Regions from separate parts of the Homo sapiens genome. Here region 1 is linked to region 2. A link is a contact called in ENCODE Hi-C data. All regions are on one chromosome and are shown on one strand. The core of a region is the stretch at or near the end of the contact, and the rest is flanking DNA. Distances in the headings are between cores, read along the strand shown.

Region 1 (2,941 bases), core at 433-2,932, 1.3 Mb after region 2:
AATTTGGTCTGGCTTTAATCCTTATGAGGTATCATCTAGTTCCAACTCATCCTTACTCTACAAGGTCCCAACCACAGCACTACAGTGTTTACCATGGCCCTTTTTCCTTGGCAAGCCCTCAGCCATAACTTTTATCATTCTATCCCCATGAGATTCAAATGTTCTACTTAGCTTTTCAGTCTATGCTTGGAATCAGCAACCTGTTTCATCCAAAGGATTGGGTTGTGGAAGACATGAAGGACCCTGAGCTGAAAGCAGAGGACCCAGCTCGGGGCTGATCCACAGGCCACTCCTGGTACCATACCCTCCTCTGTTCCCCAGGTCCTCCCTCTCCCTGCAAGTGCTGACCCAGACACCTGACATTCACATCCTAGGTATCCTGGAATCTGGGTGCAATGGGGCTCTGACTTCCCCATGTCAGAGCCTGCTGAGGATATAGGACACCCAAGAACTGTTACTGGGAATGGGTCACCCTGAGACACACCTCCCTCCACCCCCACACACACTTATTGTGGTTGTGATGATCAGAAGAGCTTGCACCTTGCACTTTTCTCACTCCAGGATCCCCAGATGGACCCAGATCCAGTTCGTGGCTATTGGTTCTGGAAGGGGGCCATCCTCACCTGGATCCTCCAGTACCAAACATAACAGAGTCTAAAATGTGAAAGAAGAAGGCAATGGCAAATCTACCTTCTCTGAGGCCTCCAAACTCGCAACTGGCCCTCAAGGATGAGAGGTGCTCAGATATGGGACACGGGAACACCTAAGCTCTCTGTAAGTAGAGTAGTACTCTACCTTTCACATTTAGAGGTTATGTTTTCTATTTGTGACAATATCTCACTAAAAGTCTTCTCCTCATGAGGGAAAAATGTCATGCTCCCCTCCTTCTTGGCATCTCTGTTGCTCAGTGAAGGTCCCCAAGGAGGTGGAATCAGCCTACGGTTCTTGGTGTCTCTTCTGCAGCTTTTGACCTGGTCTATTTGTGGAAATAGGAGGATCATGGAAATGGAAATGTTGACCTCTTCCACAAACCAAAAGACATAGGCTCTTCTAGAGTAAACACAAAAATTTCAAGATGAGAGATCAAAGCATGAGAATACAGAGGCAGTTTGTCCTGTACCACATCTTCAAATCTCAGACCTGCAGCTTCTATCCTGCATATTTCTCCAAGCTGTACCCCAAAATGATGACGAAGGACCTTCTGTGAAGTCACATTTCCTGCAATCCTCTTGTCCCTGCACCTGCACAGCAGGGGCAACAGCAGCATCTTGGGTTTGGAGGGGGGTGAGTCTGGGACTCCTGACATCGCCTGATGAGTCTCTTCTACCTGGAGATCAAGGCAGCTACAGAAAGAGCACAGCTAGAGACTTTTCCTGGATTGAGCTGCTCCAAGTTCCTCTCTCTGTTAGGAGTCCTCTTCCCTCAAACAACTACCAGGGAAGTGAAAGCTGACCTCCTTTTACCCCAGGCCTACTGATAACCTGTTCAGTGCCCCCTGCCATCTCATTCCTCACTCAGATGTTGCCTCCTCCAGGCATCCATTCCTACCTCTCCTCAGAAAATGAATGGGGCATGCCCCACCTCTTCTCTGTTCACTTGGAACTCGGAGATCTCTCTCAGAGCAGAAGAGTGTAGGAGCCCTGAAACTGAATCTTCTGCCCCTCCACCCATCACACAAGAAGTCACGAGAAGGTGGAACTGAAACTCACCTGCAAGGGGGGCCCTTCATGGTCAGAGACGGTGACTCAGAACTGAGGCCCTGGCTCCAGCTTCACACTCGACTGTGATGTTTGTGGTTTTTCTGGTGTCAATTTGAGTTCAGAAAGTCACTGAATTTTTGTATGTCTCCTCGCTTATTCTCAGGTTTCTGATAAGCCCTTCACTCACACCTTCAGTGTGAGTTTTGACTTCTTGACAGTTCCTCCAGCCCTATGGGCCTCCCATCTTCACAGTATTTATCAGATCTCTCCCTCCTTAACGCACATCCATTTTACCCTGACATTGCCTTGCCTGTTCTGCCCTTCATGACAACTCTCTCCATCCTGTGGTCCACTGAGGCCCCAGGATCCTTTTCCTAGTCTAAACACTTACTATTCATGTAGAATGAAGGAAAACTTAGAATTTATTTCTGTGACCCCTCAGCTCCAAATATAACTTCACAACCAGCCTTCTAATAGATCCTTCATTCCTTCATTTGAGCTGATTCAGGATTTGGCACAGAGTCAGGTATGGAAAAGGATCACATATCATGTTCTGTTTTTCAGAACACCATGACAGGACAAATAAGGGATTCAAAGCAAGAGCAAATTATCAACTCACTGGAAAAGGAAGGGAGGAAGAGATGGAGCCTACCACATAGAAGGTTTCCTGGAAGGAGTGAGGGCAGAGTCAGCCCAGAGAGGCAAGGATCCCAGTGGCCTGTGAGAAATGCACCATCTCTCTGAAGTTAAGTCTTCTCTTCCCTAAAATGAGGGGGACTTCAGAAGAAGACTGAGGAGGAGTTTGAATGTCCTCTGACCAGCACCTCTGTCCTGCAGCACAGAATGTAACCAACTCTGCTTTCCAACCTTCTTACCTCTGCATTTGAGACAGGACAGAGTTCTGCTCCCAGGGGGCGCTCCACCCGCCATGCCCGATTTGGGGAACAACTAGCCCAGGGTTGGCGCTGTCCATGGTTCTGCACCACAACTGTGCTCTGAGTTCAGGAAACTCCCAACTCTGCCATGGACACGAATTTACAAGCACACGGTTCTGAGCTGTAGGCCAGCGGGGCACCTAAGTCAGAGAGGCTTCGAAAAGGCTGGGTCCCTTTTGGGAAGGAGAGGCCAGGGAAAGAGACTTATCGCTGTGCTTTTCCTCTCACTCCTCTTGTTGAGCTAAGGATCATTCTTTTGAATTGTAGTACCGGCCTGGCTAAGGGACAGGGAAGAACAAGGTATTT
Region 2 (3,035 bases), core at 449-2,948:
AATAATATACTCGTGCTGAAGCATTCTGGTGAACTAAGGTAGTGATGAAGCTTTTTATCATTTGAAGAAGTATAGGTAGCAAACAAGGGAGTAGTAAGCGGATTCCTATTACTATTATAACTCCTATTATAAGAGTTTTAAGCCCTCCTATTGCTGGGAACCAATTTCCAAACATGGCCTCAGGATCAAATCCGTGCCACACTCGCACTGTACATGTGCCAGTTTTGTTATATCTTTAACTATGTCTTCAACTACTTGCCCTTGATCATCTATGTGGAGACAGCAATTAGTAAGGTTAAATTTTCCACAAACTCCTCCTTCAGCTGCTAGCAAGTAGTCGAGAGCTAGTCTATTTTGGTAGATAGCATTCCTCATCTGAGTCTCTTGCCGGGCAAGAACAGTCAAGGCTTGACCAGTTTAATTAGTAATAATTTCTAAAACAGCTTGCAACTGTATGATTCAGTTGAGCATGTAGATGGGGGTCCAATATCCCTATGAGCCATCTTATGCCCAAGTGGCGGGCCCATAGTATTGTATAATTCTTTCAGGGGGCCATCATCATCTTTCCAGTTACCTATGGCTATGCTTCGTTTTTCACGGGAAGCATAGACAGGGAATCCTAAGAGTTTGTTGTTTTTATGGGCAGCAGGAAGAAAGATGGTTTAATAGTGCCAATTACACAGCTACCTGTCTACTGATCAGATAGCTTAGCATAAGCTCTATGTCCACATATCCAGTATAACCCAGTAGGGGCAGTCCAGTCCCAGTGGAATTCTGGGTGGGCCTAAACAGTCTGCAATTTTGGAAATTTACGGAATGGATTTTTTTCCGTGTAATTGGAACTCCACCATGTAACTGTTTTTGTGGTACCATTATACAGTTTTTGTCCAAGACAACTAACCTGTCCTACAGGATGAGTGAATTCTTTTCCTTCTCTAGCTATGCAACATTGTCCAATAATTGAGGCTTTTAGAACCCAGAAATTGTCAGGGTGGTTCTTTTGGGCCGAGAATTCATCAGGAACTGGGTCTGTAGGAACTCATTCTCGGGCTTCCCATGGCCACTGATCTCCTGTTACAGTTGCTCCACAAACAAAACACGAAGTGACTTTTAGAGACTGGGCTACATGCTCGGCTAACTGCAAAAACAAATGTCTAGTTTTTCCTGGAATTTCAGGCACTGGCACATTTTGTTCATCATAGAAAGTGTGAAATACTGGCTCTGGAGAGCATGTTCGAACCTCTCCTTTTATTAAAATGTTTACCCTAGGGTCTAGTCTTTTTCCATCAATGCCTAGAGATAAGTATTTTCCTTTTTTCTATTTTGGGTCTGAGGGGCTTGTGATTACTAATTTTAAAGGGTTGCAGCTTCCACTCATGCAGGACAGGCTTCCTTTCCCTTTTTGGAGCAAAACAGGATCTTTTTCATTTTTTTTTTCCCAAGTAGCCTAAATGACACAAGACCAGTACCCACATTCTTTTCCACACAATCCTGATTCATGACAGATGTACTTATTTTCGGTCATGTAGTTTTTTCCTAATTAAAAGAGCCACATCCTGCTCCTAACTTATTGCTATTAATGACAGCACAGCGTCAAATCTTAAGATTATGCATTTGGGCACCCCTTTTTCTTCTGTTCTGGCTAATACTTTACTTGTATCATTTATGAGTCCCTGCCAGTGTTCAGTCCTTAATCTTATTTCAAAAACTGTGGAAATGGGAGGTTCAGAGGGGTCATAGCACACATCGGGCTGGTCACTTCCTGGATCACAGACTTTGTACTGAGTGTTATTATACAAACATGTTCCTTTTGGAATTCCTAGGCCTTCATAATAACTATAGAACAAAAAGATTGTCTTAACTTGTTGTCCTACCTCAGTGACCTGAGGTATGCACTGAAAGCAGTCCTCTGTGTGGGAAGAAGCAGTGGAAGCTTTTACCACACAAGTCCGTGTTATAAGGAAAGTAAGTCCCACGACGATTTTCCTCATGCTTCGGCCGCGAATAGGCCAGTCAGCTTCCGGGTGTGACTGGAGCAGGGCTTGTCGTCCTCCTCAGGGTTACTTTGCAGGGATTGTCTAGGCCTGGTTTGGCCTCCCAGGTTCCAGTGGCTGCAGGCTTTCCGCAGCTGTGGTGAATCCCGGCCGGAATTCCTTCTACCTTCACAGCCGTGGGAGTGGTCAGGATAACGGTCTGGGGTCCCTTCCACTATGGCCCTAAGGGAGCTACGTTCCAGTCCTTGATCCACACGCGGTCACCTGGAGAAAAAGGGTGAACTGGGGAGAATAAGCTGACCGGGCACCTCATTTACCCAAGTTGAGATTGTCTCGGTAATTTTCCCCAAGGCCTGTAGCTGTCGCTGCAATTCAATTTCACCCAACTCTTGGGGAGTACCCAGAAGCCCTCGCGGCATAGGAGGAGGCCTATGATATAATATTTCATAAGGGGAGTGTCCTGTTTTCTTAGAGGGGGTGCACCTGTTTTAAACAATACCATAGGAAGGGCCTGTATCCATTTTAATCTTGTCTCTTGACATACTTTCCTTAAACTATTTTTGATAGTCCGACTCATTCGCTCCACCTTCCCAGAACTCTGAGGTCGGCAGGCAGCATGTAGACTTGTTTGTACCTGTCCTTCTTGGGAAGGCTTTCCAGGTATTCAAAAGGACTTGAGGATTGTGATCTAAGCCATATCTGTATCAGGGGGCCTCCCAAGCCTATTAATGCTGTGGTTTTTGTTTGTTTTGTTTTTTTGAGACAGAGTCTCACTCTGTCACCCAGGCTGGAGTGCAGTGTCATGATCTCAGCTCACGGCAACCTCTGCCTCTCAGGTTCAAGCGATTCTCATGCCTCAGCCTCCCAAGCAGCTGGGATTACAGCTGTGTGCCACCACGCCTGGCTAATCTTTGTGATTTTAGCAGAGACTAGGTTTCATCATGTTGGCCAGGCTGGTCTCAAACTCTGGGCCTCAAGTGATCCATTCACCTCAGCCTCCCAGAGTGTTGGGATTACAGGCGTGAGCCACCACACCCGGTC

Evidence for each region. Hi-C counts contacts between places; a loop is a spot of excess contacts on that map. Pooled maps may share reads with other maps.
Region 1: a loop to region 2 is called in a map with no recorded cell type, with 15 times the contacts of the local background. The contact joins two enhancer-like sites. A Hi-C loop is called at or near these places in 1 of 168 maps with a recorded cell type or tissue (naive thymus-derived CD4-positive, alpha-beta T cell), 4 of 37 single-sample maps with no recorded cell type and 7 of 50 pooled maps.

What each region holds. Positions count from the first base shown.
Region 1 is chr19:51,605,494-51,608,434 of GRCh38, forward strand. No RefSeq gene overlaps it. Among named protein-coding and RNA genes, the nearest start is that of LINC01530, 13 kb to the left of the region's middle. RefSeq lists an enhancer at 1,561-1,920. Within about 2 kb of position 1,683, at least 3 of the 41 ENCODE cell types and tissues checked have a DNase peak (open chromatin) inside an H3K27ac peak, as active enhancers do.
Region 2 is chr19:50,347,578-50,350,612 of GRCh38, forward strand. The region is part of intron 2 of LOC105372437 (a long non-coding RNA gene); the gene reads left to right. Among named protein-coding and RNA genes, the nearest start is that of NAPSA, 17 kb to the right of the region's middle. Within about 2 kb of position 1,699, at least 2 of the 41 ENCODE cell types and tissues checked have a DNase peak (open chromatin) inside an H3K27ac peak, as active enhancers do.